Regions from separate parts of the Homo sapiens genome. Here regions 2 and 3 are each linked to region 1. A link is a loop called in an ENCODE intact Hi-C map of the cell type or tissue named here. Cell type or tissue: IMR-90. All regions are shown on one strand. Each heading gives the region's core, and the rest is flanking DNA. Links, peaks and the distances in the headings are about the cores only.

What was found. Hi-C counts contacts between places; a loop is a spot of excess contacts. Peaks named below come from ENCODE experiments on the same cell type or tissue, not always from the same donor. Only the 100,000 strongest peaks of a DNase experiment are listed, where the experiment ranks them.
Region 2: it touches region 1 in a loop (8-fold over the local background); 10 of 110 quality-filtered maps call a loop at or near these places.
Region 3: it touches region 1 in a loop (6-fold over the local background); 35 of 110 quality-filtered maps call a loop at or near these places.

The regions. Positions count from the first base shown.
Region 1 is chr3:129,485,457-129,494,688 of GRCh38, forward strand. It overlaps IFT122 (intraflagellar transport 122), which reads left to right. Exons shown (of 30, transcript NM_052989.3): 16 at 2,801-2,941; 17 at 6,685-6,738. Among named protein-coding and RNA genes, the nearest start is that of RHO, 39 kb to the right of the region's middle. RefSeq lists silencers at 4,222-4,430, 4,837-4,906 and an enhancer at 4,830-5,124. In IMR-90, for the core only: a CTCF peak has its summit at 4,924 (motif pointing right); DNase peaks (open chromatin) are centred at 4,995 and 6,535; H3K27ac peaks cover 2,300 bases.
Region 2 is chr3:129,645,042-129,656,055 of GRCh38, forward strand. TMCC1 (transmembrane and coiled-coil domain family 1) reads right to left here. Exons shown (of 7, transcript NM_001017395.5): 6 at 9,927-10,062; 7 at 2,751-6,754. The coding sequence ends at 6,440. Among named protein-coding and RNA genes, the nearest start is that of PLXND1, 44 kb to the left of the region's middle. RefSeq lists a silencer at 6,565-6,859. In IMR-90, for the core only: a CTCF peak has its summit at 5,427 (motif pointing right); DNase peaks (open chromatin) are centred at 5,420 and 6,950; H3K27ac peaks cover 216 bases.
Region 3 is chr3:129,556,156-129,567,169 of GRCh38, forward strand. PLXND1 (plexin D1) reads right to left here. Exons shown (of 36, transcript NM_015103.3): 23 at 10,372-10,476; 24 at 9,732-9,862; 25 at 9,185-9,383; 26 at 6,939-7,085; 27 at 6,632-6,788; 28 at 5,645-5,748; 29 at 5,491-5,554; 30 at 4,534-4,568; 31 at 4,175-4,279; 32 at 3,465-3,628; 33 at 2,273-2,420; 34 at 928-1,068; 35 at 462-536; 36 at 1-273. The coding sequence ends at 157. Among named protein-coding and RNA genes, the nearest start is that of H1-8, 18 kb to the left of the region's middle. RefSeq lists enhancers at 2,156-3,045, 2,611-2,905. In IMR-90, for the core only: no CTCF peak of the experiment used is centred there; DNase peaks (open chromatin) are centred at 2,816 and 5,266; H3K4me3 peaks cover 642 bases; H3K27ac peaks cover 4,313 bases.

The sequences.
Region 1 (9,232 bases), core at 1,233-9,232:
AAAGACCAGAAAGCAAGAGGAAGAAGGGAATGAGGTGGGTGGAAGTGGCAGCAGGACGAGGGGCACGAACAGCTTCTCCTGGACTGTGTCCTCGTCATCCTTGTCTGCCCCATTACAAACCCACGCACCACATCCACCAGGAACTCATCTCCCTCAATTGCCCCAAACTAGCTCTGCTTATTTTATTAAAAGGTTTTCTCCCAAGATTGCCATCCTGACCTCAAAAATAAATGCAGTTTGCTGCTCTCTGACTGTGGCCGGCCAAGAGGAGCCAGAGGGGCAGCCTGGGGCTTCCTCTGCCAGGACTTTAAGATTCAGCAGCAAAGTCTTGCTGACTGCACCAAGGCCATCCTGCTGACGCAGCGGGTCAGGACTGCCAAGGGTTAGGAAACACATTCTCAAGACAAAGGCTGTTCATCTGTCGCCTCTGCCTCCGGCCATCCTGTGGTTTTGGCCCAGAGAGGAGGGAGAAAGCATCAGACCCAGTCTTGGAATTTTTGGTTGCCTTTCGAAATTTACATTGTCTTGTGCAAGAACTGGTTTGTCAGGGCTGCCAAGTAGGACAACGAGCCCTAGGAGGGCTTCTCAAGGCGGTGGTGACTTCATGTTTGAAATCCAACAGCAAGATAAAGTATAGCTCAGAGAGTATTTGTTCAGTGGGGTCTATTTTTAAAACTCCACTCAAATTGTGCCTCCCAAGTAAGTCCAAGTGTTAGCCATCCATCATATGCTCAGCTGTGATATGCCTGCCTGAGTGCCTGTCCCACTCACGGGGCAGTCAGCATGGCAAGCAGTTGGTGTGGTTCGGGGAAGGAGCACCAGCTTTCAGTCCTGACTCTGCCATCTCAAGCAGCTGTAACTAGAGCAACTCATTTCACTCTTTGGGGCCTCATTTCTTTTCTGTGAAATGGGGTTAATTATACCCATCTTTCAGGTTTCGTCAAGCCAAATTTCTATTATTATTTCTCCTTATTACTGACTCATAAAATAGCAAAAACCACAAAACACAACTAAATTGCAACAGGCTGTACTTACTGACGGACTTTAGAAAGGAAAGCTCATTGTGTGCTTTAAGAAAAGCTTTCAGGAGTTTGAGAAAGCTTCCAGGAGATGGTGAAACTTGATCTGAGCCCTGAGAGGTCTGGAAAGGAAGAGTGGAGCAGGGAAGCTTTTCAAACAAAGGGAAAGGTGGGGGTAGGAACAAGACTGGAGAGCCTGGGAGATGGTGAGGAGCTGGTGCTGAGAAAATACAGTGAAGGTAATGATCATGCCTGCATTTTGCCCAGTGCTTCATTATTTTTGGAGCACATCTCTCCTTTGCCCATGGTAGCCTGAGCTGGGCAGGACATCTAAACAGAAGTTAATGGATTTACCCAAAAAGTCACCAGCCTAGGATGTGGCTGAGCCTGGCCTGGGTTCTAGGTCACCTGCTCCGTAGCCTATGCCTGCTGCCCCGCTAAAGGGAGCATTTAATGTGCCAATGAGGAGAGATGGCATGGTGGAAAAGATAAGCACTTGGAAGCAGCCATGTTTTGCTCTGAGAGTAGACAGACTCAAAATAAAAAAAATTCCTTCAATTCTAAAGCTAAAAAATGGGACTGGAAATTTCAAAGACAGACAAAAGCCCCAAATGGAGAAAACAATACTTCAAGCTCCACATTTGGGAACCATTAGCACAGAGGTCCTGGCTGATTTCTCTTCCCTGCCCAGGAAGCCAGGAGAGATGCAGGCCACTGAAGCACACTGGCTGGCCTAAAACAAGGGCAAGGCCTTTCCTTGTTAAAGATGTCATGGCCCAACTCAAGACTCATTCTCAGGCCTGCACGCACATATGCACATATACACGCGTGCATACATGTGGCAGGAAGGGGCACAGAACCTGGAGTCCAGTCACCTCTGGCTATTGCCAGCTATTTGCTGGGACAGGTCATTTGTCCTCTCTGAGTCTCGGTCTCCTGGGCTGTAGCCAGGGAGAAATAATACCTACTGCACAGGACTGTGGGGACAGCCAAAAGCCTTTTATAAACCTAAGAAAGAGAAGTCGTTAGGAACTATTCATGGGCACTCACAGCAAGGCAACCCCATCTTGTAGGAGGGCATCTGTCCCCAGGGCAGGGATCAGGAGAGCTGTTTCCAGAGGCTTCCAGGGTAACTTGGAGCAAATCACTTACCTTTCTTGGACTCAGTCCCTGGAAGAAGAGGCCATTCCAGACCGCTTCCTCCCACGAACTCATTCATTGTGTCAGCAAACGTAGACTGGGGTTCTGCTGAGGGAGGCCGATACAACCCACCACTGCCCACGGCTGTGCACGGCTTTGCTGTGGGAACAGGCCTGTAACTGCGGCACAACCTGCGATCTGGACAAAGGGCAGAGGAAGCTGAGACTCTTTCCCCTGGGGTGGGGGCTTGAGGGGCTTGGGAGGACTCTGCAGAAGAGGTGACATTTCAACAGGGCCTTGAAAGCCAAATAGGTATTTTCCAGAGGCAGAGTGGGGAGGGGCAAAGGCATTCCAGGTGAGGGTGACATCCTATGGCGAGGCAGGCCTGTAGGTGGGAAGGAGGGGAGGATGGGCAGAGAGTTTGTGCTGTGGAGCACAGTAGCCCAGTCATGAGAGAGGTGCAGGATGGAGCACACAGGGTGGGCTGGGCAGGCTGGGCAGGGTGCTGATTGGCGGCTGCAGGGCTGCTCCCCAGGCATGGGTAATCATCCCACGCATCTGGAGGCAGGCTCTGTATGCATCTGGTTCTTTCCATGGCTCTGAAAACAGTCTTCTTTTTTTCCCTTGATGAAATCCTGCAGTCCGCTCCCATGTACCAGTACCTGGATAGGAAACTGTTCAAGGAAGCCTACCAGATTGCTTGCTTGGGTGTCACAGACACTGATTGGCGTGAACTGGCCATGGAAGCGCTAGAAGGTTTAGATTTTGAAACAGCAAAGAAGGTAAGCATCTAGCCAGCAGGAGCTGGAGTTTGGTCCTTGTGGGGTCCCTTAAGAAGGCAGATGGGGACCCAGGTGGCACGGAGAGGCCATAGACTGCAGCAGTCTCTGGAGTTAGGCTGACCTGGGCTTGTATCTTAGCCACTTCCTCACTGTGGGCCTGGGTAGGTGACACCCTTTCTAAGATTGCTTCTCTATAGACGTAGGATGATGACAGGCCCCATCCTCACAAAGCTGTGAGGATCAAATGGGAGGATGCCTGTAAAGCCTGACCCAGGAGCAGCATGTCAGATTCTGGCTGTCACTCTTATTAGCTGTTCTCTGTGGGAAGCACCTGACTAGTAGCCTGGCACATCACAGGCACTCCGTAAATGGCGGCTTTTATTATCGGTGTAGTCACTGGCCATGATGCTGCACACAATGCTGCTTTTCTTAGCATCTGCCAACTAAGGTGGGAGAGATGGTCAAGGTCTCTGATTCTGACAGCAATGTGGGCACTTCCCACGTACCTTCATGGCGGGATTCATGGACTTGATTCGTTGTGTCCTTTCCTGGCCTAGTCTATGAAAGCTAGAGAGATGGCTGAAAACATCTGACCCCTCTCTGCACATAAGGAAAAGCCCAGGTATGTTCCTGAGCTGTGTTTCCATCTAGAACCTCAGATGGAGGAAGGAATGGCTTCCAACCTCCACTCCCCTACCCCTTCCCTCTTTATCTCCCCACAGTCAATTAATGAGCTGCTCATTTTGTCCATATTCCCGGGCTGACATTGAAGGAGTGGCAAAGAGGGACGTGATGCCCGCCTTGGGTTAGATCAAGACTTGTAGGCATGAAGAGAGGAGACTGGACCAGACCAGGACTAAGAAGCCTGGCTGAGAACGAGCTGTGTCACATAAGGGGCTCTGGGACCTCAGGCCAGCCACTTTCCTTGGAGCCCCAGTCCTCCCAGTTCTGAAATGGGGGTGGTGAGAATGCCCGCTGCAGTCATGAGGCTTAACTGAGATGTTGTAAAGGGGAATTTAAATCAGGGATGGTTGTGCAGATGCTAGCCATTACTAAACAAGGGAAGTGATCGTTGTGTAACAATGATCTAGATTATATTTTTAGATGTCCTCAGTGTAGGAAAGTGGAGATGGAGGAGGCTGTAAGAATTCAGAGGAGGGGCCAGGCGCGGTGGCTCACGCCTGTAAATCCTAGCACTTTGGGAGGCCGAGGTGTGCGGATCACAAGGTCAGGAGATCGAGACCATCCTGGCTAACACGGTGAAACCCCGTCTCTACTAAAAATACAAAAAATTAGCCGGGCATGGTGGCAGGCGCCTGTAGTCCCAGCTACTCCGGAGGCTGAGGCAGGAGAATGGCGTGAACCTGGGAGGCGGAGCGTGCAGTGAGCCGAGATGGTGCCACTGCACTCCAGCCTGGGCCATAGAGCAAGACTCTGACTTAAAAAAAAAAAAAAAAAAGAATTCAGAGGAGGGAGGAGGCATCTCTATGGAGGGAGCTTCCCTCTCCTGCCCCACCCAGAAATGCCAGCAGGGAGGGAGACGACAAATCCCTAGAATAGAAAGGATTGTAAAAAGCCACAAGGTTTAATATGAGTGTTTACTGATATTTTTATAAATATATATATTTTTATATATTTGTTTAAATATTGAGACGGGGACTCACTGTGTTGCCCAGGCAGGTCTTGAACTCCTGGGCTCAAGCAGTCTTCTTGCCTCAGCCTCCCAAAGTGCTGGGATTACAGGTATAAACCACCACACCCAGCCAGATTTACTATAGTTGAAAAGTAAGTGTATGTGGTATATATCTATTGTGTACAACATGCTGTTTTGAAAAAGCCACATGATATTGAAGATAGGCTGGATGTTACTATTTCATCTAAATCCCGAGTACCCCACCTCTTTACTCTGTGCCAGGCACTCAGGCTCACCAGCTTGGATATAGTGGTTCCTAGAGATGGACAGCCATCCCCACTAGATGGCAGAGAAGAGCTGCTGAGCTCCCGCCAGACCCTGAGCAGAGCTGCAGGTTCCTCCCTATTCCCAGGCTTCCCTCTGCTGAGCTCATTCAGGGGCCTTGTGACTCTGACCAGGCACCCTGACGCTGCAAAATGTGTCAGGTTGAAGGAACTCGGAAACAGATTTATTAATGGGCAAATCCTAGACACTAGCACAGCTGAGCTACAGCTAGAAAGACCCTTGAGAGGGTGTCAGTAGCAGGCCCCTTTCCACAAAGAAGATGGTTGGAGCCCAGAAGCAGAGAAGTAGGCTCAGAGCGAGGACTCAGACCTCGAATGCTCCTTTCCCTCTTGGCCACTGTGCTGGGCTTTGCAGGGTTGCCCTCTCAAGGCGCTTTAAGGAAACCCAGATCTAGAGGGTGATGTGTAAGACCTACAGCTTGGGACACAGGTAGTCTTAGCCCTGTGTTCCTTGGCCCATGTGATGCCCGCATTGCCCTTTTCTACGAATTCCTCTTCACAAACACTTGTTTGCCAGGTTCTGACTCTGATGCCTCCCTTAACGCTGCCTCCCACCCCTGCTCATGCTCAGACCATTCATCCGTGTTCTCCAGGCATGTGGTTCGTAGTTGGAGAGCTCTTAGCTCTGGGAGGTGTCATGATCTGTTTAATTGACCAGCTTTCCCTGTTAGAATGTGGACCTCTGAATTGTGGAGGGGGACAGGGGCCGAGACATGTTTCTCCCTGGGTCCTCAGTCTCTTGACAGGAAGCCTGGTCCTGTGGGATGAAAAGATAAAGTTGCATTGTGGTCACCTGCAAGGCAGGCCGGGGACTTGCTCATCTCCCGAGGTCTTTTCAGGAGGGAGGATGCCATGCTGCTGAGCAGAGGCTGCAAGTGGTCAGGATTGCTCTGCGTGTTCAGTTCAAAGGGCTCTGGAGCTGCTGCCTCCTCTAGGCACAGGTCAGCCCATTTTGAATGGGGCAATAAATGGTGACAGCAAAGCCACCTGAAAGCAGCCTGACCTGGTGGCTTGTGCTCCTCCAAACCCTGGGCAGAATCTGAAAGCAGCAAAACTAGCTTAGCTAACACCAGTCTGCTTGTTCCTCAGAAACTTCTAGAGGTCCATGAGTTAAAGTCTCTGGCTTTACTGTGAGTTCAAGGCAAGGGCTGCAATTTTAGGGTTTACATAAAGAGTTTGCCTTCCACAGACTTGGTGGGATTCATTCCCTACCCCTCCACCTTCTTCCAGAATCTGTCTTTATACCCTCTCAGCTTTCCCCTCCTCTGCTCCCTCTGTGGTACCAGGGGCTCTGGGTCCCCTGTGTCTGTGGCACCACTGGGTAGGCATAGCTGTCCCCTGCATTCTACCCATGTTGCCAAGATGTATAGGCAGTCTCTCATCAGTCCATGCATCTCATCCTCTCCTGCTGTGATGCTGCGTGACCCCCCAGAGGGTCAGACCGGCTTGTTCTTCTTTGGGTCTAGAGTCTCCCAAGGAGGCACCGCCACAGACTGTGGCATCACGGTTTTGTTTTACCTGATCTCAAAATGACTGATGCAACTGGGATGTCTTTGCTGTTCTTTACATGGTCCAATCCCATGGATAAAGCCATGCCTCGCTGGGTGGTATAACCTCCTGCACGCACGATGATTAATCTGTGCTTGCTCCCTTCCTCTCCTCTGTGGCTCACTGTCTAGATAGAGCTTGACTTCCCACCCCTAGCCAATCACCCACTTTTGAAGCCAAGAAGACAGCTTATTTTATTCTTTATTTCTTCGCCACAGGCCTTCATCAGAGTACAAGACCTCCGATATTTAGAGCTCATCAGCAGCATTGAGGTAAAAGATGAAGCATTTTTCCTTCTCAAGAAGGCATACTTGGGGTTCCTGTTTTAGGGGCAGCCCTTCTAACAGGCAAGAGCCTTGAGGACATGGGAACAGAGCTCACTGGCGTCTGGGCATCTGGGCCACAGCCTTGCTCCGGGGGCAGAGTGGCCACACTGGGGGAGACAACAGCAGGTAGTGTGAGCTGTTGTGTGATAGCTGGGTGAGGCACATGGGTTCCGGATCTCTCCAGGGTTGGGTTTCTAGTCTGTGAAAAGGGATTGGACCTACCTCACAGGCTGCTGTGAGGATTCAGTAGGTTCTCAGGAACTGGTTTGCATCCTCCTGGTGGCGGATAGCTGGTCACCATCCTCTCAGACTCCAGTAATCTGATAGTGTTGGAGGAGTTTCCCAAATGCACATGAGCTGAGCTCCATTCCCCAGAAATGGACCTGGGGAGCAAGGCCCACAGTCTGAACTGAGCGCCCCAGAGTTCTGGAGCAACCCCTAGCCCTACTGTTTCTGGCTGAGAATATTGACCTTGTCATCCAAACCCAATAGGCCTGCAGTGTGCTAAGGAAGCTGGTTGTAGGTATGCCATTTGCTGGGTGGTGGTCAACACTATGCTTTTTTTTTCTTTTTTTTTTTTTTTTTTCTGAAACAAGGTCTCACTCTGTTCCCCAGGCTCAAGCGCAGTGGCACGATCACAGCTTACTGCAGCATAGACCTCCCAGGCTCAAATGATCCTCCCACCTAGCCTCCCAAGTAGCTGGGACCACATGCATGTGCCACCCCGCCTGATTAATTTTTTGTATATTTTTTAGAGCAGGGTTTTCCCATGTTGCCCAGGCTGGTTTCAAATTCGTGGGCTCAAGCTATTAGCCCACCTTAGCCTCCCAAAGTGCTAGCATTATAGACTTGAGCTACCATGCCCGGCCCTTAGACACTATTCTTAATTTCTGTGTATCTCAGTGCTGTCTGGCTGTCTGTTAAAAGGCATATACATTTTTTCTCCTGAACATATTTATTGTGAAGGTATGGGAATGTGAGATACATTTGAATTCCCAGTTGGAAACAGTGAGGAAATAGCAAATGTCTTGTCCCTCTCATTCATTTCCCCATAATAAACACCTGTCATGGGCCAGCCCTTGTGCCGAGCTCAGTGGGCACAGAGCTGAGGAGGAGAGAGGCTGACAGGAGCTCACAGCCTGCTAAGCCTCATAACGTAATCTGCTCTGTGCCACATGCGTGATTTATGTGAATGCTGTTCTAGATCCTCACATTAACTGAATGAGGCAGGTACTGTTGCTCTCCCTATTCCATGCAGGAGGAAATTAAGGCTCAGCAAGACGATGCCACATCCCCATGGGTCCATAGCCAAAAACTTGGTGGAATTCAAGCCCAGTCTATTTCCTAAGCTCATGCTCTCTCGGCCACATACCCTCCCTACCCGCGTGTTGTAAGGGGCATCTGTATATTCTGGGGTTTACCTACCCGCGTGGTAAAGGGCTTGTTCGGAGCTATTGCTCAAAATGCCCAGTGCTGCTGACTTTCACTTGTAAATCCACTGGCCTGGATCTGGGGGTCTTCACCTGAAGCCAAGGAGCATAATTTTCCTCTCTACAAAAGTAACTGCTGTGGGGTCCAACTATTACTTGTCACATCTTACTGGGGTCAAAATGTAGTCCTCTCCTCGTATGCTATGAGCTGGGAAGTGCGTTAAAGTAAACTCCTAAGATTGTCTCTTGAAAAAAAGTAAAGTGCCTTTGAGTGTGCTCTATATCGACTGCCTGCAGACTTATTTGCACACATCTGGGTGCTCAGCATAATTCCAGAGAACTGCAGATCCTTAGTGGGTGCCTTTTGGATAGGGGAGATGTTCTTGTCCTGCTGACGGGGGGAAAGAACCTGCCCATGTTGACATGCACCTGCTGAGTGCCATAGATCGTTTTTATTGGTCATGGTGATATCCTGGGGCCTAGAATGGATATGGCCTGAATTTCATGTCTAGTAAAACCTTTTTTGTTTGTTTGTTTGTTTTTTTTTTGCAGAGATAGAGTCTGGCTATATTGACCAGGCTGGCCTACAACTCCTGGGCTCAAGTGATCCTCCTCTTTTGACCTCCCAAAGTGTAGGGATCACAGGTGTAAGCCACCATGTCCAGCCAAAATCAATCTTTTATCTCACGGCAAGATTTCAATTCATTTCCAACTATTAGGAGTTAGTTTGTTTGATGAGCCTGAGCTGTGTGCAGGTTTTTAGAATGATAATTTCTGTCAGTATGGAAGCATGTTGCCTCCAGCTGTTAAAACTTTCACCAGCTTGTCTAAGAGTTTGATTCAATGTCTTATCGTCCTCCAATATGCTGCTCTTTCTAGAAAACAAGCAAAAGGAAACTGCTAGGGCTCAGGGTTTGGGTGCTACTGAGTGTTTACAAATACTCGAGCTGTAGACAAGCGAATGTTCCCTGACACAGAAGGAAGAAGCTTTATCCTAGCTGTGCTAAGTG
Region 2 (11,014 bases), core at 1,257-9,256, 160 kb after region 1:
TCAAAGGGCTGTAATTAAACAGAAGGCTGGGTCACCTTTCAACACCTGTAATGGCTTCTCTTGTAGTCACAAGGTAAACCTTTAGCGTGGTATTCAAGATTTCTTGCAACTTGGCCCCCACATATGATTCTCACACATTCTTTCAGGCACCCTACCAGTCACTTAAGGCTCCTTATCCATTGCTTGAACTGCTCACCTAGGCCGTTTTCACCTCTGTGGTTTTGCTAATACCTCCAATAGAAATGCCCCCTCACCTATTTCTGCTCATCATAAAGCCACCATCTTTCAGTCCAGATACCATGGCCTCCTCCGTTGAGCCTTTCCCTATTGCTCTGTTAGAATTGCTTCCTCCTCTTTGCTCCCACACGTCTTCTGCCTCTTTACCACATGTATTTCATTCTACTAAGTTCCTTTTTCCACAGCCCAGTCTTGTATAGAGTGGCTCTTAAGTGCTGCTGGCTAAATAGGAGGTACCAGCTGCTGCTGTCACCTCTGCACGTGCTCCTCCTTCTCAGCCCGCAGGGCTTCTGGCAGCGGGACATCTATGTGACCCCCAAGCCTAGAAATCCAGGGCTGGAAGAAAGCTCAAGGGGTGGCCCAAACTTGGTCTAGAGCCCCCTCTAAGGCAATCTGGAGGCAAAAGATGGTCTAGTATGATCTGTCATTAGGAACACTATCAATTCTTTTTTCACTTCTCACTGGACCTATTTTTAAGTTTTTGATATATTTAATTTAAAAAATACACAAATACATTTTCTTCAAAGAGATTCATACTTTATAGAAGCCAAGCATGAAAGTGCTGCTTAACCACTGTTCCTCCCTCTCCCTTCCCAAAATAACGGGAAAGTTTAATGCAAAGTTTTTACACATCCACATGCATATATTTACACAAATATACATATTCTCAACATAAATGGGAGACAATATATTGTTCCACAGTTGGCTTTTTAAATCTTAATGCACTGATTATACAGGAGGCTGAACAATTTTCTGGTATGCTTATTGGTCATTTTTCTTTTCTTTTTTTTTTTTTGAGACAGAGTCTCGCTCTGTCGCCCTGGCTGCTGGAGTGCAGCGACACCATCTCGGCTCACTGCAAGCTCCGCTTCCTGGGTTCACGCCATTCTCCTGCCTCAGCCTCCCGAGTAGCTGGGACTACAGGCGCCTACCACCATGCCCGGCTAATTTTTTTGTCTTTTTAGTAGAGACGGGGTTTCACCATGTTAGCCAGGATGGTCTCGATCTCCTGACCTCGTGATCCACCCGCCTCAGCCTCCCAAAGTGCTGGGATTACAGGCGTGAGCCACCGCGCCCAGCCGCTTATTGGTCATTTTTCTATAAGCTCTCTGTTTATAACTATTGCCTGTCTTTTCTATTGAGCTGTTACCAATAGGAAAGATGATTATTGATTTGTAGTCTTAAATATTGTGGACGCTCATTTTTTGTTATATATGTCGCATAGACCTATTTTCCATTGCATTAATTTACCATTTCCTAACATTAATTTTGGGCAAGCCATTTAACCCAAGCTTCAGAGTTCTTACCTAAACAATGAGGATATCTCCTGCATAAGACTGTGGGGGAGAATTGACTGATAAAACTGAATGATGTCTGGCACTCAGTAAATACTCAATAAACGTTAGCTATTCTTCACTATAGACTTGGGGCTACAAGTCAGCTAAATGTTTAGTTTGGACCATAGGATTTAAGTATATTTGAACCCTTCAGGTGAAGCATGCATTTCTAGTTGACCATACCTTCCTCTGCCTCCCCAATCTGTTTTCTACACCACAGCTTCTCAAATTTATGTCATCTGCCTTCCACTCTCTGAAGTTTTCTTTTTTTGAGACAGGGTCTCGCTCTGCCACCTAGCCTAGAGTGCAGTGGTGTAATCATAGCTCACTGTAATCTCAAACTCCTGGGCTCGAGTGATGCTATCACCTCAGCCTCCTGAGTAGCTGGGACTACAGGTGCCTGCCACCACACCTAGCTAAATTTATTTTTTGTAGAGATAGGGGTCTCACTATGTTGCCCAGGTTGGTATCAAACTCCTGGCCTCAAGTAATCCTCCAACCTTGTCCTCCCAAAGTTTTGGGATTACAGGTGTGAGAGCCACCACACCCAGTTTTTACTGGCATTCAGTAAGTCTCCAAGGTTTTTAAAGGATAAAAATAAAGCAGGTTTTGAAATTATGTATCGCCCATTATCATGGCAGCTCTATGTGTCCCGTATGCACTACACAACTCCTGGATGTTGTTCACAGTTTATCAGACTTATGAAGCCCCCGCAGGGTTGGGCAATATACAACCTGCATATCTGTACATGGCAGCCTGGCCCATATTTTAAGGGGAATTTTCAAAGATTTCACAAGATGTATCCCTTGCTCTCACAACATCCACCTGTAGGATCAAGTTGGGTGGTGTGGTATCACTAGTTTATACATGGGGTAAGAGGCACACAGCTAGCAAGCCAGAAGTGGGACTAAAGCTCTCGACATTCAGACTGGAGCTGTGAAGGACCGAATCATCATGTCTCTGCTTGGTACCAGGTCAAAGGCAAGTTTAGGACTTCAGGATTTCCAGAGGCCTCCCAGAGATCATCAGGAAAAAGTCCTAATAGAAATTACTACTTTTATAACAAAACTACAGGTGGCACTAGGCTGGATAATAATGCATTACATGCATGTAGAACTACATATGTTAAATGTTTCAAAAATAAAAAGCAAAACAAACATGAGTCTGACCACCAGGTTAATAGCTGAGGTCTTTATTTCAATTTCTATATACAGTAAAAGTGCTGCTGAGAATCTGCAGCGACCAGACAGAACATAAATTTAAATCTCTCTCAACAATTAGCAGCTTAAGATCTATCAACTACAGTGTTAACGTTCACACGTTCACAAGTGTCATTTCTTTACGTTTCAATTCGTGCAAGTGAGTTTTTATTCTTACACACTTTGATAAAACACACAGTCTAGTAGTCAATCCCTACTGAGGATATCACCTAGCATACACGACATACAGACAGCAATGTTAACTCTTAGAGCCACATTCAAAATCCCAGGTTTCATTTGGGGTTGGGGTGTGGGAACCATAATTTTGCCTGTGTCAGATTACAATAATGTTTGGTTTTGTTTTAGTTGCATATTTTCCAAAGCTGAAAGGCAGCTCCTCATTGGAACTCTCTCAGAACTCAGCATTTTCATCTGACTGTACCTCAAAGGAACATGAAATCAGAAACAAAACCAAATGCAGTGAAGACCACATGAAAATACGCTCATTATTTGGACATGGCTAGTGAGGAAGGCTCGCTCCCAATATTTGTCTTGGCATCAGACTTTTACTCCATTCAGAACAGGGGAGAGAGAAGACCCTAGTCAGTGAAGTATAAAATTTAACCTACTTTTGCTTCTTAAGGAGCCAGTAGAGTGGAAAGCCTTCCTTACTAGGACATACTGAGTATACCAAGGAATGGAAATTGGAGCAGACAGAAGTACCCTTCAATTATCATAAACAATGTAAAATGCGCATTCTACAACCTGAACAATCACCCAGGCCAACACAGCCAGCTTCACTCACCCAGGCTAGAGGCATGGACAAATAAACCAGGAATGTTTCATTTTAAAGGGAATGAATACAGTTTTCTTTTCTTTTTTTTTTAGAGGAGCATTCAAATGAGGGGACGTTTCCACCCAGAACAACTGTTAAGCCATTAGAGCGAGGTTATAGAAGAGCTCTGACAAGACAAAAGAACCCAAGAACAACCACAATGAAAGAAACTCAAAAGTAACAGGATGGGCAGCAAAAGGTACAGCAAAGAATGAAAACAGATGCATGGTTACAAACAGCATTAAATGCGTACAACTTCTGGGTCTGGTGAATAATTAAGGGACAAGAAAGCCATTACTGCACCTGATCTGCACTGAAGGTCCTTCCTAAGACAGTTTGAGAAAGGAAGATAGAAAGTCAGCATGGGACTATTTGGCTGGAGGCAGGGGGCTTTCTACAGGTGAAAACCTTCCTTTGATAGATAGAAACCGTCCCAGGGCAAATAGGAACAGTTTCAATCCATCTATCAAAGTGACTTCCAGTGCCCACAAAACTTAAGTCTTCAGGCAGTTTGGGGGACTCAAAGGTTCTAGCTTAGAAAAACTGGTGGATTGCTGCTAGGGCATCTTTTAAATAACTTTGTGGGGGCTCTCTACTCTGAGCAATTACGCTAAAGCAGAAAGTTAGGAGAAACTGTCAGTTCAAAAAGTTCATAGTGTCCTTTGGCACTCCTGCCTAAAAAGTCACTGCAATATTTTTAGGCAAAGTTAACATTTTAATACATATAGGCTTGGGGACAATTTGTTTTTGGCATGAACATGAATTGGTTCTAATTTTTTTTTTTTTAAAGAAAAAAAGCACCCTTGTGGCCCTGCTCTGGGTGCAGTTTTGAGGGGGCAACAGAGCTAGCAGGTGTACTACAATCAGCTGAGGTTGGGGTGAAGACTGGAGTACCTGAGTTAAAATATCAAAGTAGTTATGGAAACAACATGCTGGCTCTGAGAAATCCAGCTTGCCAAAGCAAAAGGAGGCTGGCACCATTAGGTAAACTGTCCTTTCAGACAGGCAGGGCAATGCTAATCTAGTTCTGAAGGAATTTCCTGGTAAGTGGAAACAGGCAAAGCATACTTTGTTACTCTTTTCAGGGCATCTTATATGCACTTGGTTGCACAGAATGAGGCTAAGAGGGAACAGCATTTGTGACCAATACTACAAATAATATGGAAAGATTAACCAAGCTCTCTAGATAAACTCTAAATGTTCAAGTTCCACCAGGATGATGGAACTGGTTATGCGACGGGGGAAGGCAGCTCAGTTCATTTTTCAAAACCATCTATAGAAGTCCACTGAGCATAATTAGGTTAGGTTAACAAGTCCGTTTACATTATAGGAAGCTGGCAACATTTCACACCCAAAACTTGGGTCCTGCTAACCTGACATTTCCTTCACTGCTCTTTAGGAGAATCACCTTTGGTTGATTCTCTTAGGCAGACAGAATAAAGCTTTGAAATTAAGAATGCTGGGGCCAAAATGAAGACAGAAGACTCCACATCATCACTTTGGTTGTAATTAGGGGTGTTAACAAAATAAATTAAGGAAACACAAGGACTTATTTATGACTCTTATAGTCTCAACTTTTCCTAAAGACAACCCCAGCCCAAGATCACTGGGTGAACGTTTTCTTGGGGCAAAAAAAAAAAAAAAAAATCCCTATCCTACTACACTGGTTTTTGGAAACAGCCTCCTGCTCTCCTTGCACAACCCTTTCCTCTTCAACTAAGCCAAACCCATAAAACGGGGGCGTAGGTATGTCGGGACACCAAAAAGCAGCAGCAGCAGCCAGAGGGAGTTTAAACTGCATCTCAAAACAAAGGCGGCAGAGGGCAGCATTTACAGCAAGACTTTCTTACTCAAACTGTTTCAAGACAAGAGGGAGCAGCACACTTAAATATCCACACATTTCTTCATTTAAAAACATCACTTCTTTATTTCAAAGGAAAAATAAAAGACCCTCCCAACCCTGTCCAAAAAAACCCAATAATAATAATAACAATAATAAAAAATCCTATTAGAAACCATAAGGAAGCACTGAGAGTTTGAGTATTACATTCTTCAAGTATGCTGTTCGGATTTTTTATTTTTAGGTTGGTAACTATACACATATAAAAAAACCTTAAAAGTGCGGCCAAGGGATTTTGCTTAAAATTAAGTATTTAGAGGGCTACTTAAAAATACTGTAGTAGGACTGTGCAGTGATCCTTTGGGGGATGATGCTTTCACTTTTGTATCCTCGTCAAGGTTAAGGGGCAGGTTCAAAAGTGATCATACTTCCAGGATTAGCGTAAGTGGCCAACTTGGGTGAGAAAGCCAGAGAGATCCATGTGTTCTTCCACGGACAACGAAAATCCACCCCGAATCCAAAAATTCAGACATGGAATGTGGTAGGATTTCACAGTAAAGTTAGTCTGGGATAGGGAGAGGTGATGAGCCCAGACAAGGCAGGGTGTTAGGTTTAACTGGTTTGCCCTCATCAGGTTTTCGCATCTTTTTAGTGGGTTTTAGTGCAGTCCTTCAAGCCACAATTTAGATTGCCCTTCGGTGTGCTCCAGATTGTTGGTTCATATTAAAGGACTGTTTTAAGATTTGCATCCCAAGGAAAATCATGCTACATAAAAATGATCCAAGATTTTCGCCCAAAAAACTTCTTGGATAAAATCTAAAAAATACTATTGCAATTGCGTCTCTTGAAGAAAAAAACATTATTCTAAATGTAAACAGATTCACTCAACTCTTTTTTTGTTGTAGAAAACTTCAGAGTAGGTAAGTTGCTGTCTAACTCTCTGCTGCATGCACTCGCCAGAGGGTAGGGAACAATGCCTTCTGTGCCAGCATCATCTAGGGGATGAAAAGAACCGTTCCACATAGCTGAAGAGGGCGTCCCAGTGCTTCCAGAGAAAGGCAATAAAAACCACAAGGAATAAAGTGCTGAACGTCCTGTTGCGAGTCTTCATGAGGGGGACCACACAGTTGGCTACAGTGGAGACAAAGACCAAAAGGACTGCCATGACAGCCAGGAGGATGTTGATGAGTTTGCCCAGAAGGTTCCGGGCAGTGGCATTCTCCAGCCCTTCTAGCTGCACCACCTGCTGCTGCTGCTGCTGCAGCTCCATCTTGGAGATGCGCGTCTGGCATGCCTCCAGGGCCTCCTGTGGGCCAGAACAGGGAAGAGTTAAGCCTTCTGCTCACAAGTATTCTGAGATGCTGACATGCCCCCTGGGCAAGCCAGATGCATCTTGAGCAATGCCAATGATTTTATAAATATGCTGGAGCCTTGAATGAATGTAAAAGGCTAGATGTATAACTCACTATTCAAGTGATTATTATTCCCCCAAATTGCCCTCCACTGCATTCCAGTGGGATGAGTCACAGGAAGCAGTGGCCACACTTAACATTTATTTAGTCTAGAACATTTTAATGACAAGACCACAAATATATGCTCTTTTTTCATTGAAAATTAATCTAAGTTGCACAGAATATATTTGTTCAACATAAAAAATTTCAAATAGGATAGTCTCTCTTGACATTTCCTTCAATTCCAATCCCTGTCCCTGAGGCAGTACTGTTTGTGTTCACCCTTTTATGTGTGTAAGTGTATGCATATATGTGTCAAGGAAAATATACGGAATTATTATTTTTATTTCCTATCTGTAAACTAAAAATAAAATCCTAAGACCCCCAGCCAAATGAACGGACTCCCTCTTGGCCAAAGTGGACCCCAAAGAAACCTGAAAAAGTGAGTTCTTGGCAATGATGGGAAAGAGGCTGGACATGCCTTATTATATCCCCTCCCTTTTTGAGTTGTGGCACAAATGACCAGCATTAATGTGAAAATAGAGATCATAAGACTGACAGAATGGACTCTTTGTGGCAGTAAGACATCAAATTATAAACAAGACCTAAGGCCATGCCAGACAAGGTTAAATCTCACCCTATAAACCATAAAATCTCATCAGTTTTTAAAAAAATTAACTGGTGTTAATGTGGCTTTCTTTCCAACCTGACTCAGGTATAGCATCACATGACAGACAACAGACTCCGTTAACTTAGGCATTTTTGTACTGGCTTCAAGTCTTTACACAAAGCTTAACTCTTTCAACCGACTGCCAGCTAAAAAATTCCTAAAGCCCACTATGACTTGTTAGCCCCTACTTAGAGATGGCCCACCTTTTTGGGCCAAACCAATGTATACTTTCCATGTGTTGATTTAGGATTTTACCTACAATTCCTGTCTCCCTGAAATGTATAAAGCCAAACTGTAACCCAACTGCTTCAGGCATATTTTCTCAGGACCTCTTCAGACTGTGTTCCCCAGGCCATGGTTACTTGTATTGGCTCAGAATAAACCTCTTTAAAATATTTTACAGGGTTTGGCTTTTCCAAACATGGAATAGTATCACACTATAGGAATCGATTCACAACTTGCTTTTTTTTTCATTCAACAGTGGGTCTTGGTGATCTCTCCATGTCAATACACAGAATCTACCTCATTTTTTTTTAACTGCTGCCTGGCATTTTATAGTATGGCTAGGCTATGTTATAATATATGCAGCTAGTTCCCCCTTGGGGATTTTTAGGTTGTTTTCAACTTTTCCACTATAACAATGATGCAGTGAACATTCTTTGAACATGCTTCCTTATACACACTACCTGGTGTTTTCTAAGTCAAGTCAATCCCTGACATCAGTGGAAAGGGATCTCTGATCTGCCTTCTTAAGAAGGGCACACTCTCCTTTAGTTTGATCCTCTGTAAAGAGGACACTATGCCCACACACTAGACCAAACATTAAAAGTGTCTATTCTTGCTATTTTTTTGAGACGGAGTCTCGCTCTGTCACCCAGGCTAGAGTGCAGCGGCGCGATCTCAGCTCACTGCCAGCTCCACCTCCCAGGTTCAGGCCATTCTTCTGCCTCAGCCTCCTGAGTAGCTGGGACTACAGGTGCCCGCCAACATGCCCGGCTAATTTTTGTATTTTTAGTAGAGATGGGGTTTCACCGTGTTAGGATGGTCTTGATCTCCTGACCTTGTGATCCGCCCGCCTCGGCCTCCCAAAATCCCAAATCCCCTGGGATTACAGGCGTGCGCCACCATGCCCGGCCTGTTCTTGCTATTTTTTAACTTTATATTATTTAATTTAAAAGTCTATATTACCAAGACCTGATTGTATATTCTGTATCGCTCAATTACTAAAAAAACTTGAAAATAGTGTAAAATACTAATACATTAATGAAACATTAGTAATGCATTAGTGACATAAAGTGCTAATACATTAATGAGTCTAATGTTTAGAATTACCAGTAACTAATAACAACTTGTCTTATAACATATGCAATTAGAAAAAAGCTTCCATTTAACATACGCCTAATTCCCACACCTCCCCCCAACCCCCCCAAAAAAAGTGTCTGTTCTCCTCAAGGTCATAGCCTTCACTCATGAGTTTAAATTAATTCCAAAGTATTCAAGGGATAGAACCTATTTCCCTAGCTATGGTCAGATATCCTCCAAAGTTGGTCTGAGCCTTGAGTTTTTCTGGTCCTGGTTTCCTGGGATTTGAGGTAAGGCTTGGGCAACTTCAGACTGACGCCAACTATAGACAGACAATGGATGCTGTCCAGTCCAGAAGGATCTTAGGAAAAAATAATTAAAACATAAGCAGGGCCTGAAGAAGATGGCATCTGGGTAAATGATCTAGACATTCCCTTGATTCTTTTAGGCTGTTGTAATACAAGTTTTCTGGCCCACTTCCCTTCTCTGAGACTAGTGTCTTTCAAAATGCTTTCATATGAAACCACTAAGAACTATTCCCTAAATACCTCCATATAGAAATAAGAAAAAATTAAATATTCTACTTCCTCACAGAATAAAATAGATGGGCTATTAGCCTTAATTAAACATTACTGCCTCACGGGTTATTCTTGCAAACTGTCAGGCAATGTGCCTATATGAGATTTGGATTTGGCAGCTGGAATAAAAGCCCCCTTTCCCACAGAAGGAGAAGACAAGGACAAAATGGCCCAAATACTTGTCAGAGCTGCTTTTGAAGCAGTAATGGACAAATAGGATTCATGTGGTTTTCCATACACTGAGATTACTGTGATCCTAAGAAACATTTCCCAAGTACCAAGCAGACATACCAACCCAAAATGGTATAAACTTTTGAGAAATGCATCTCAATCATTTTAAGAGTAGGTATACTCTTACACAGTTGGTATAAGCTTTTCTTTGTTCTCTACCTTCTCATCTTTTTTCCTTCCGCTGTTTTCCTTTTTTCTTTCTAACCCTACTGTATTTTGCATTTACACCTTTTCCTTCATACTAACCTGGATGTCCCGGGCCCGTTCATAGGACTGATACGCGATTTTTTCTTCCATGCTTGCCAGTTCCTGCTTCAAGTTCAAGATTTCATTCTGGTGGAGCTCTGTTAGGTCATTTAGCTGTTCTTCCAATCGTTCACATCTAAGGAGAAAAAAAAAGTTTAGAATTTTATGAATTCTGTGAATATCTTTCCTGGCATTATTTACATCCAACTCCCAAAACACATTCTACAAAGGAATAGAAGCACAAAGAAATTGAGTGGCCTGGGTTAACAGGGTGTGCCAGTGGGTATAGCTCTTAGTCTCTGGAAAAGATAGCTTGTCTCAAGGCCAAATCACGTGGCAACATGGCTGTTCCATAATCTTTTCAATACACAGTATTTGCAGCGATGCCAGCAGCCCTGATTAGCTTTGAGCATAACCATAATATTAAGACAGTCATTAGGCTCCTCTGAACAACATATGGGAGAGGCAAAAACTAGGGTACAATTAAGCAAGCCTCATGAAAAGATAACACACCAATGGAAACCAACCTTCTGGCAGTCACCAGTAGCTTATTCCAGAACTGGCCAGCTCACTCACCCGGATGTTTGCGATTCAGAGCCCTAGAATGCCAGAGCCAGAGGGGTCCATCATCCCCATGGCCAAACACAAGTGTCTGGGACACTTCTGTCAACAAATATTTACTGAGAGCCTGCTATGTACCAGGCATGTTCAAAGTACTGGGAATATTGTGGTAAGCAAGACAGAGTGCCTGCCCTCAGGAGTTTGTACTCTAAGGAGTGGGGGAGGCAAGATGATTTCCCATATGGAGAAGTAAAACAAAGAAGATCAGTAGAGGTATAAGACAGAGTGCCGGTGATCGCCTGCCTTGGTCTCCCAAAGTGCTGGGATTACAGGCGTGAGCCACCATGCCCAGCCTAGAAAAGGTTTAAAGGATGAGATCAGAGATTCTAGGTGGAAAAATGAATGTGAGTAAAGGGCTGGAGAGAAATGGATGATAAATGTACAGAATAACTAGAATAGTGCATCTATGTTGGAGGAAAAAATGGGAAATCTGGAAGATCCGAAGAGTTGGGATTCTAGAATTGATA
Region 3 (11,014 bases), core at 1,171-9,170, 71 kb after region 1:
CCTGTCTCAGAGAGCAGCCCCTCCTCCTGCCCCCGCCCCAGCCGTCTCTGCTCAGTATTTCCCAGTCTGAGTCACAGGCACGGGGTAGAAGATCAAGTTGAGGCCCAGTGGGCGTCCATTTCTCCCAGCAGCAGCCTGACCAACTCTCCATGTGTCTCAGGCCTCACTGTAGCACTCGTAGATGTTGTCCTCCATCAAAGCCACCACCTGCTCAAACTTGTGCTGCAGTTGTGTCCTCCGGGCCGTGGGGTTGGCCTCCAGCGCGGCCATGATCTGAGGGGAGCAGCGGAGTCAGCCGGGCCATGGCCGGTAGCCCTGCCTCAGTTCGTGGGAGAGAACACACCCCTGAACGTCTACCACGAGTGACATCCGTCCATTAGGGGCAAGCACCCTGAGATGTGTGTCCTTGAGTAGGAAGCTCACCTACCCCGAGGGCAGGTGCCTCACCCTGGGGCACTCACCTGCGGCCGATACCTCTTGGCGTACTTATAAATCTCTGCCATGGCCACATTGGTGTTGAACTCATTCTGGTATTTCTATAAGGAGGCAGGATGGGGAGGAGGTTAGCCCAGCGGTCAAAGCTGAGCCTAGTCCCAGCAAAGCCAGCTGCTTGCACACAATCCCCAACTCCCCACGGCCCCCACAGAACAGTTCAGCGATGAGGCCCCTCAAGTCCCATGGACGAAGACGGCTTCCCGGACCCTGAAGTCCAATCTCCTCTCCATCCAGAGGGTGCTCTCCTGCCCCCGCTCCTCAAACTCTGGGAAAATGCATGACGAATTTGCAGGCCAGCAAGAGGCCACAGCCACTTCTGAAATGCCCTCTGCGCTCCCTGCCCTTACTCCAGTGGAGGCATTGAGGCCCAGCCCCCGACCCCCGATCCCTCAGCTCTTCAGGCCCCCATCCCCCGCCGCCGAGCCACCGCACCCTCGACTCCTCGGCCAGATGGGCATTCATCTCTTGCTCGCTGAGCGGCGTCATGTCCTGGATCTGCTTGTAGTAGCGCTGCACGATCTTCCGGTACTCAGGAATCTCCTTGGCGTAGAGGAGCTTGTTGGTTGGCGAATCCTGGGCAGAGAAGAGCGAGGGTGTTAGATGGCTGCTGGAGAAAGGACGGATCTGGTCGTTTTCTGGATGAGCCCTCATCCCTCCTGCCACATAAGTGACCTTAGCAGGCCCCCGAGGCCCAAAGAGTCTCACCCGGTCACTGAACGTCCCCGCACTCAGCCGGCCCCAGACCAGGGGCTCCTCACTGTGCTCTGTCTGCCCCGCCTACTTTCCCCAGGACTGTTAGGACAATGATGTGGGTGGGGAGGGGCCCTACTTCTTTCAGGGGAAAAGTGCACGGGCATGCCAGCTCTTCACTGCACGCAGCCCATTCCACGTAACAAGGATGTGTCCTTCTCAGGGTGATAGGTCTTGGTGGCTAGGATTCCTGGAAGCCTGAGTGCTGGCTCAGTGGAATATTTCCCACCACATGCTCCTAACGCCTGAAAGAAGTGCCAAGAACACTCCCAGTTCTTTGTCAGTCACGGGCACCCTGCCTTCGGAGGCAGTACGTGAGTAGTAGTGGAGCGATGGCATTTTCTCCTTCCCGTGGTCCGTCTCTGAAATGCGTGGGCTAAATGCAGGGTCACACACGACCTGGACCAATCCTGCAGTGCCAGCTTTAATGATACAATCTCATCCCTGCTCACAGCAACCGGCTGCTTTCCTGCCTCCCTGTCTTTGCCTGCGCCGTTCTCTCTGCCTGGAAGGCCATCCTCTTTCATCTTCAACCTCTAAAGCCAGACACAGCCTTGTGTGCCCCCAACACACCGCATGAATCTCAGAGCTCCTAGCCACCCATCACCCCTCTGCCCACCCCTTCACTGAATGCTCGCTTGAATGGCTTTTGACTTTCAGGGGCTACTGCCCAGAGCCTGGCCCGGTTTTCAGATGATGTTGTGCCTGACCAAGCAGGTTGTCCAAGCTCATACTGGCTTTCCCACACCGGGTTCTCAGGCCTGTGTTCAAAGCCAGTGCCAGGCACAGCTGCAGCATGTGCAGTTGGTCTGCAGCGATACAGAGTTTCTGATGGAAGGTACTGGCTTCTAGGTGTCTCCCTGTCTGAATGAGTCACTCATCCCACATCCCCTAGACCTGAGATCTTTTGGTTCCCCTCCCAGGAAGATCTCTGAGCTCAGCCTCAGAGAGTCGAGGAGGCTACCCATGGTCGGCACCCCACTCTGGCCCTGTGCATGGGCCTGGCCTGGTCCTGGGAACAGCTGACCTTGCCCAGCTGCAGGTCAGAGATGGAGCAGGCGTCGATGAAGGCCTGCGCGATGACTGAAAGGCAGGCGTCGATGTGGTCTGTCTTGTCGATGTCAAAGACAAACTGGGGGTTCTTCAGGATGTTCACCCAGAACCGGAGAGGAAGGCTGTGGGGTAGGGTGACAAAGACAGTGAGGGTAGGGTGGGGTAGGAAGCAGTCGAGGGACAGTTGTGGAGGAGAGAGCTGGCTTTGTCCCTCAAGGGCCTGAGGTTGGAGCCTTGTCACAAGATGTGACCTTTGGGAACCTTAGTTTGCCTATCCCTGGCCAGCTGGGGTGCAGTGGGGCTGAGAGCCCGGTTTCCTGCTGGAGCAAGGCAGGAGCTACAGGGCTTAGCTGTACCCCCCAACCCCCTCCTGAGCCTCCAGTCAGGTCCTGGTTCTCATTAGAACCAGGTGCCGGCCCCCGGGCACCCCTGGCTCCTCCCTGAACCCTTGCAGGCAGCAGGAAGTCCGACATTAGCAGAGCAGCTGTGGCAGGGCTGTGGGGGGCAGGGCCTGGAGCTCTGGCCTTGTCCTCAAGAGGCCAGAGAGGGTGAGCAACACCCCCACCCCCACCTCAGGCCACCCAGTGACTCAGCAGCCTGGGCATGTGTACCCCCAGAGCTCTAGGAAGCTGCTGCCCTGCACAGAGGCGCCTGGGCTGGTGGTATTCTTCCTGAGGGTCAGGCTGGGTTTCCAGCAACTTCTTGTGGGGGTGCATGACCCCGACAAGCTAAGAGGTGCCTCAAAGGAGGGCTACCAACTGGGTAAGAGATTCAGATAATGTAGGGCCGAGCCTGGCTCTACTGTCCCAGGCTGTGTGGTCTTGAGCAGGTGCTGCTTCTCCGAGCCTCAGTGTGCTTATCTGTGAAGTGGAGCTGATGGTGCCCACCTGAGAGGGGTGCGGGAGAATGATAGTAAGGGCAACACCTAGACCATGCTTCTGGGCACTCTTCTAGTTAATTCCCACCATTAACATGGGTCGCATTTTACAGTGGAGGGGAAACTGAAGCACAGAGAGGCTAAGTCACTCATCCGAGAACACACAGCTGGGAAATGGCAGAGGAGGGCTTGACCCCAAGCAGGCGAGGCCAGAAGACTAGACTCTGAACCCCCTGCCACAGGGGCCCCAGTGGCACAGTGAAGTCCACACGGCCCCCCCACCCGCCACCTGTTGGTCTTCCAGATGTGTAGGGTGTCGGGGTCGGAGATTCCCCTCTTCTCAGCCTGCTCCTCCAGGAAGTCGAAAAAGTACTTGACAGCCAGTGGGGGCTTGTCTTCACGGATACTCAGAATGGCCTTGAACAGGTCATCCAGAAACTTCTGCAACGTGCCCTGCGGGGGAGTGGGGTGGCCGCCGTCAGCCCCGGGCCACGTGCAGAGGGCTAGTGGGCACCCTTGGTGGCTCTGCGGAGCTTGAAATGCCAGGCTGCTGAATGAGGAAGCCACATGGCATCAGGCTGGTCACCGAGCCTCTCTGGCTCACTTGCCTCCCAGAGGCGTTGAAAGGACTAATCGAGGCACTGGCACATGGAGTCGAGAACTGGAAGTGCCAGAGTATGGGCTGTGGGGTGCCGGCGCTGCCACTGAGCCACGTGGCCTTGGGGACATCACTGATCCCTCTGGGCCTCTGCTGTACCCTGTTACGTGGGCTAACATAGAAGTCTCTGTCAGGCATTTTTCCTGGCTGTGAGAAATGCCTCCTCAAGTGGGACCCTAAGCCTTCAGCCTCTTGCCCCTCCAGCCCCACAGGGGAAACAGGAAGAACTCACACCCCTCTCCCAGCCGCGGGTGCACAGCTGGCCCTGAGCAATGACCCTCTGGAGCTGGGGCTGGAGCCTTGTACCCACTGCACAGAGGGGAGACTGAGGCCGGACTCACCTTGGTGGAGAGCAGGCGGGTCAGGTAGATTTCCGGGAGCACCTTCTTGCGATGGCTCTGCCGGTGAGACTTCTTGGGCTCCGCCAGCTCGTCCGTAGGCAGCACCTGGGAGGCCGGGCAGTGGTCAGTGTCCGCACCAGGCCCCATCCTCGGCCGCCTGTGGGAGGTCTGGCTCTGCCATGCTTCTTAGCACACAAGGGCTGTGGTTCCCTCCTGATTCTGGGCCCCATCCCTACTCCCCCACCCCCCAGCCTTTCGCAGGGCTGGGAGCACTTTTCCCAAGAGGCCCAGGGCCACAGAAAGCCAAGGCCACACCCACTGAGGGGCTGGATCCCCCGGGGCCGAGGTTGGGCACTCACCAAATGGAAATACTTCTCTGTGTCCAAGTCTTTCACTGTGAGAGGAAAAACACAATAAATAAACACGGGAGAGGAGAGGAGAGAAACAGAAATGAAGACAGAAAGATGGAGTGAGAAACAGAAACAAGACAGAAAGATGGGGAGAGAAACAGAAGCAGAGACAGAAAGATGGAGAGAGAAACAGAAACGGAGACAGAGATCCAAAGAGACAGTCAGAGAGAATGAGACAGAGATGCAGAGACGCATGGGGAGACTGAGTCTGGGAGAGACGGAGAGAGAGATAAGTGAGATCCAGAGACACACAGCGAGCGAGACAGAGTGAGGCAGAGAGAGAAAGACACACACACAGTGACCCGGGATGGAGGGACTTGGAAGGAGGGACAGCGGTGGAGAGAAACAGGAAGATGCAGCCACGGGGGAGGAGGGGCCCCAGGCAGGCGGGGGTGGGTGCCTTTGCCCACCCCACCCCTGAGCCCAGAGCTCCTGCCAGCCCAGATTCCCAGGCTGCTGGGAGAGACTGAGACTCTGCTCTCAACCTTAGAAGGGGACCCCGAGACCCAGAGGATCCCGGGCTCGCAGGCCTGGCAGCCAGGAGGCTGTGCCTGGGGCGTCTGAGGGTGTGGAGGGGGCACTTGAGGCAGGGACATGGCCCAAGGCTGAGACGGGCATGCTGGCCCCCCTTCTGGCCTGGCTGCTGCCCAGACCTCCTGGAACTGCATCCCGCCCTCCCGGGGCCTCTCTCCAGCTGCCGCAGGAAATCAGCTTGAGGAGGCCTGGTGTGGGCCCTGCCCCAGCAGTACTGGGTCAGAGGAGGCTGGCCCCGCCCAGCCCCCACCAAGGAGGCCTCAGCCCAGGCCAGCCCTGCCTCTCGGAGCCTCAGCTTCCCCACTGGGGCATGGGATGGAAGCCCCTGTCCACACGCAGCCTGGGCTCCCTTCCCACGTGCACCCGCACTACCTCGGCCCAGTGTGTTGTCCTTCTTGTCTATGAGACTCATGGCCAGGGAGGCACCTTCAGGGATCTGATGGGAGGGGAGAGGCCGAGGTCAGAGGCCGGAGGTTGGGGTGGGGGCATGAGGGTGGGGAAATGGGGGCGGGGGGCAGGGCTGCACCTTGTAATGGGCCAGCGTGTTAAGCTTCTTGCGGCCGTCTTCCACCACTGAGGTGTCGTCCAGGTCCCGAAGGATGTAGCTCTGTGTGCTGGAGGCGAACCACTCTGGGGGACAAGGGACAGGCCATCAGGGTCCGGGCAGGGAGCTGGGCCTGAGGGGTAGGTACCGGCCCAGCCACATAGGGAGAGGCCTCTCGCTCTCTCCATGTAAACTGAGGCAAGCCATACCTCTCTCTGAGCCTCCATTTTCCCATCTGTAAAATGGGGAGGGCAGGAAAGAGCTGGGGGAGAGTGTGAGGGTACAAAGAGAAGGTGCCAGGGTGGAGGGCACAGAGGAGGAGCTCTGGAAATGGCCTTGTCTGCAAGGCTGTTCATGTTACAATTGCTGATGAAACCCTTGGCCTAACCAAGACTCCTATAAAACCCACTCCAGGCCCCGCGCGGTGGCTCACACCTGTAATCCCAGCACTTTGGGAGGATGAGGCAGGAGGATCGCTTGAGCCCAGGAGTTCAAGACCAGCCTGGGCAGCACAGCATGACACTATCTTTACAAAAAGTAAAATTAGCTGGATGTGGTGGTGCACTCCTGTAGTCCCAGCTACTCAGGAGGCTGAAATGAGGGGATCACTTGAGCCCAGGAGGTCGAGGCTGCAGTGAGCTGAGATTGCGCCACTGCACTCCAGCCTGGGTGACAGAATGAGATCCCGTCTCAAAAACAAACAAACAAACCAACCCTACTCCAGCATCCCTCCTTTAGGAATTAGGAAGCCTTTCCTGAAGGCTTTTTGCTGTTGTCCGTAGTTCACTCACACTGCAGGACTTGTCTCCTACAGAGTAAGAGCTTCTTGCTGAGGGGGCCTCATTGGATCCTCTCAGTGTCCCCACATTCATGCACCCATGCCAGGTGAAAGGAGTGTTTCCCGTCAAGGCAGGGGCCAGCCCCGGCTGAAGCGCCTGACACGGGGTCTCTGCCCCCATTCCCACCCACCAAGGTCGACGTCCTCTGCACGCGGCCACTGGGAGTAGGGCACATTCTTGCAGAAGGCCTCCAGGATCTTCTCCTTGACCTGTGTCAGCGTGTCGGTGTCCATGGCCCGCACGCTCAGCGAGTCCATGCCACAGCCCTGGAAGGACACGTTCAGGTTCTGCAGGGGGAGAGTGGGAGAGAAAGGTCAGTGAGTTGCTGCCATCACTATGTCAGTGCCCAGGCAGCAAGGCCCTGCAGAGGAAGGCTGGGTCAATGCCGTTGGCGGCGACACAGCAGCCCTGGGACCCTCCCCGCCCTGCCGACTTACCCGGGGCTTGGCCTCGATGTTCTCCCGCAGCAGCCACTCCTCACTGAGTGTGTAGCGGGCCTTGCCTGTGATGGCGTCGATGGAGCCCTTGTTGATTTGCTGCTTGATGGCACACAGCAGCAGGAAGAATGGCTCCCCCACCGTCTCCTGAGGGGCACGGGGGTATCAGGGCCAAGGCCCCCTCTGTATTCCAGCCCCCATGCTTTGGGCCAAACACCTTCACGCCCCCGTCCCCCAACCCCTCCAACAGTCTCCTTTTGGATCCTGGTGTCAACACTCTCCTCTCCAGGGTGTCTCCACGGACCCTAAGCTCGTGTTCATTAAACACCACCAGCTGTGGGTGGGTGCATTCATTGCATCATCCCGGCAACCCTTCCGGATACGGAGTATCATTCTTACTGTGCAGCCAACAGTGCCGAGGCTCAGAGAGGGCAAGTGACCTGCCCAAGATCACCCAGCTGGGAAGCGGCAGGGCAGGAATCGGACCTGGCTCGGCTGACTCCCAAGCCTGTGACTTTCTACTAAGTGGGGGGCCCCCAAGTGTGAGTTTAGGTGGACCCGAAACACCGATGTGGCCTCGACCCCACTTGCAGGCTGATGACTATGGAGTCTCAGGAGGAATGGGGCTCAATGTCCCTGCTCTTGCCCATCTCCAAGGGTGGCCCTCCAGGCAGTGGCTCTGCTGGACCCACAGCCATGAGCTGATTCTCAAGGCCATTGCCCAGCAAGGGACCCAGGTGTTCCACTGGGATAGTTTTACTTAACTATCCACAAAAATTGATTTAAAGAAAAATTAAGTACATAATAGTATTAGGCAGATTTGGCAAAGATTACGAAGGCAGCCTGCCAGCCCAAGTCCTGGTCCAATTCTCCAGGTCTGGGGCGTGGGAGGCACTGATTCCCTGCTTCCTAGAGGAGGAAACAGGCTCATAGGGGAAGGCCTGGCTGAGGCCACAGAAAGAAGCCAGGGGAGTGAGGTCCAGGGTCCACAGTGGCCCTTGTGGTTCCTGATGGCCCACAGTGAGGCAGCCCGCAGAAGGCGGAGGCACCCCAATGGCCCCTCCCAGGCCCTGCCTCTGCTCCACCCCACTACCCCCTTCCCCCAGGAGGAGCCGTGGGGCTCCCCCAGGCTACTTGGCCCTCAAGCCCCAGGCTCAGGGGCAGAGGCCCCATTTGACAGAAGGAAACCAAGGCCCACAGAGGGCAATGAGTAGCCCAGAGTCACACAGCTGGGCTGTGCCAAAGATTGGACTCAAGCCCAGGACATCTTGGCTGGGTGCAGTGGCTCACCCCTGTAATCCCAGCACTTTGGGAGGCCAAAGCGGGAGGATTGCTTGAGCTCAGGAGTTTGGGACCAGCCTGTGCAACAAAGCAAGACCCCCATCTCTTCAAAAATTAATAACAAAAAACAGAACATCCGAGGCCCCGGTTCTGGGCTCCAGGCAGGCCTTTGCCTTTCTCCCACAATCCTCCAGGCAGCCCTCTAGCCTCTGCCACCATAGGGCAGCTGGACAGTGGGACAGGACAAGAGGCTAAGCAACCCTTGCTCTGCGAAGAGAGCTTATGGGGGTCCTTCTGGCAGAGTGCAGGAGGCCCTGGTTACCGGGCCCACCCTCTTCCCAGCCTCCGCTCTCATCCAGAAGATTCTTTGGCCTTCCTTCTATTCCTTCCACGAACATCCCCTCCTCCCGGCCTCTGCCCTTGTGCTGTACCCGATGCCTGGAGCACCCTCCCCACCACTCCTCGCCTGGCTCACTCTCTTAGGTCTCAGCACAGGGTTGCCTGCTCCAGGAAGCCACCTTGAAGCCTTCAGACAGAGGGAGGCCTCGTGAGCTGAGCTCTGCTGCGAGGCACTGGCCACCCTGTATTTTGTTTCCACGTCTCGCCTAGCCTAGGGCTGGGAGAGCCTCAAGGGCCAGCCAGGGGCTGATTTCATCTCCTGAATCCAGAGCAGGGAAGGGTGGATGACTGAGAAAACCACAGATGGGACAAGGCCCCTGACACAACCTCTGTTATGCCCCAAGCATCCGTTGAGCCCTTGCAGCAAGCCAGCCAGGCTTCCCCGGGGCCATGGCTCCCCTCTCTGCATAACAGGTCCTACGGGCCTGGCCTGTCTCATGCAACACTCCCTCCTGGCAGAGCTGGCCTGAGGGTGCCAGGGAAGGCCTGGGAGGCCGTGGGGTCACTGCCGCTGAGTCCCTGCCACGTCCCCCGCCTGGGCTCTGTCTGTCCCCAGGCAGCCTCACCCGCAGACAGCTGTACATGCAGATGGACATCCAGTTGGTGAGCATCTTCTCCACCACAGACTCTGTGCGCCGCAGCATGAGCTTGGGGTTCTTGGCGGCCGAGGCGTCAATGAGGTCCACCAGCAGCTCCTTCATGATGCTGGTGTAGTACTCCAGCTTGCCGTGCAGCGCGATGGTCAGCAGCGAGGCCAGGCTGCACCTGTGAGCGGGAGGCAGGTGTCAACTGCACCTTGAGGCCCTAGGAGCTGTGGGTCCCAGGGTCTCAGTGCCGCCTCATCCCCGGGCCCATCGATCCCAGGAGTGCCTGTGTGGGTGGGTCCTGCGAGGGGTGAGTGGGGCTAGAATCCTCCTGGAGAAACAGCCACCTTCTTCTACGTCCACAGCAACCATCGTGCCCCGTGAGCCAAGGTCTTGGGCATCCCGGCCCAGGAAGGGCTGGAATATGGGGGTGTCAAGAGCCCCAGAGCCCCAGGACCCAGGACCTGATGCTGTGTGGCCTTGGACAGGCTCCTCTTCCCTACCCCACCCCAGTCTGTCACAGCCTGACCTGTCGCGCACCGCAAAGTCCTTCTGCTGCTCCAGCGCGTGGACAAAGACGATGAGGAAGTGCTTGTTGTTGAGTAGTGAGGAGAACAAGCTAATTCCCTCTTCCATGTTGGGCCGGCAGCTCTCAGGAATCTGTGGAAGCAACTGGTGATGGGGTGTCCAGAGGGGCCCAGTGTCCCTGCCTAGCCTAACAGCCAGTGCTTACGACGGCTGCTTGTATGCCTCCTGGGATGGGGAGCTCATTACCTTCCACGGTGGATGCCTCCTAACCTTTGTGACAGGGAACAATAGCTTGGTTGAATTGAAAAGTGGGGCTCAGAGAAGGGTAAGGGTGCCTGGAGGTAACCTGGCATCCCAGTGTGGAGGACTCTCACCTTCCATTTTCTAAGCAGGTTGAGTGGGGTGTACAGGGGGGCCCAATCCTCTGTCTGCTCTACCTGGCCTGCGGGGGCAGCACTTATAATACCCTGAATGGCTGCCTGAATGCCTCCTGGGATGGAGGGCTCAGTACCTTACAATGGCAGATGCCTCCCAACTCCGCATGACAGGGATCAATGCATTAGATGAACTGGAAAGGGGACCCAGGGGGGAGCAGGGTTGCCCTGAAGCAGCCCACTGTGTGTGGGTCGTGGGGTACTCACCTTCCACTCTCCCAGCAGTGGGTGGGTTTCCTGTGCCTGGGAGCTGCCCTGGGAGTTGAGGGTCTGGGAGGGCAGCACGTAACGCTCTTCATAAAGGGAGGAACACTGCAGAGGCAGACCCCCAGCATCTCAGCGGGGCTGGACACCCCCTGCTGGCATGGAAAGGTCACTCACACAGAAAGGGGCACTGGCTTGGGCTGCTGGGGGAAACTGGCACGGAATTAGCTCCCCATAAAGGACTAAGAGGCAGTGGGCCAAGCCTGGGGGCTGTGGAATTCCAGGGGTGTGGCCACACAAGACAGCACAAGACTTAAGGGGAAGCAAAAGCAGCTCCATGTGCAATGGGGGAAACTGAGGCAGAAAGGCTGGGAGTCTGAGCTTTAGCCTGAGGCTGGGAAAAGCTACTGGAGGGTTTCGTGAAAAATGATGTAGTCAAACATGGGCTTGCTTTGGCCACTGTGTGGGGAATGGTGTGGACAGGGGAGAGAGGGTGGTACCACTAGGAGGTAGAGTGAGGGTAGTGGACCCTGGAAGGGCAAGGGGAGGCATGAGAGGCATGGAAGGGATGGGGCAGGAGTCCAGTGGACAGGAGGAGGGAGTGTAGAGACCAAGGGAAGCCTGGCTGGGAAGAGGCACAGGAAGG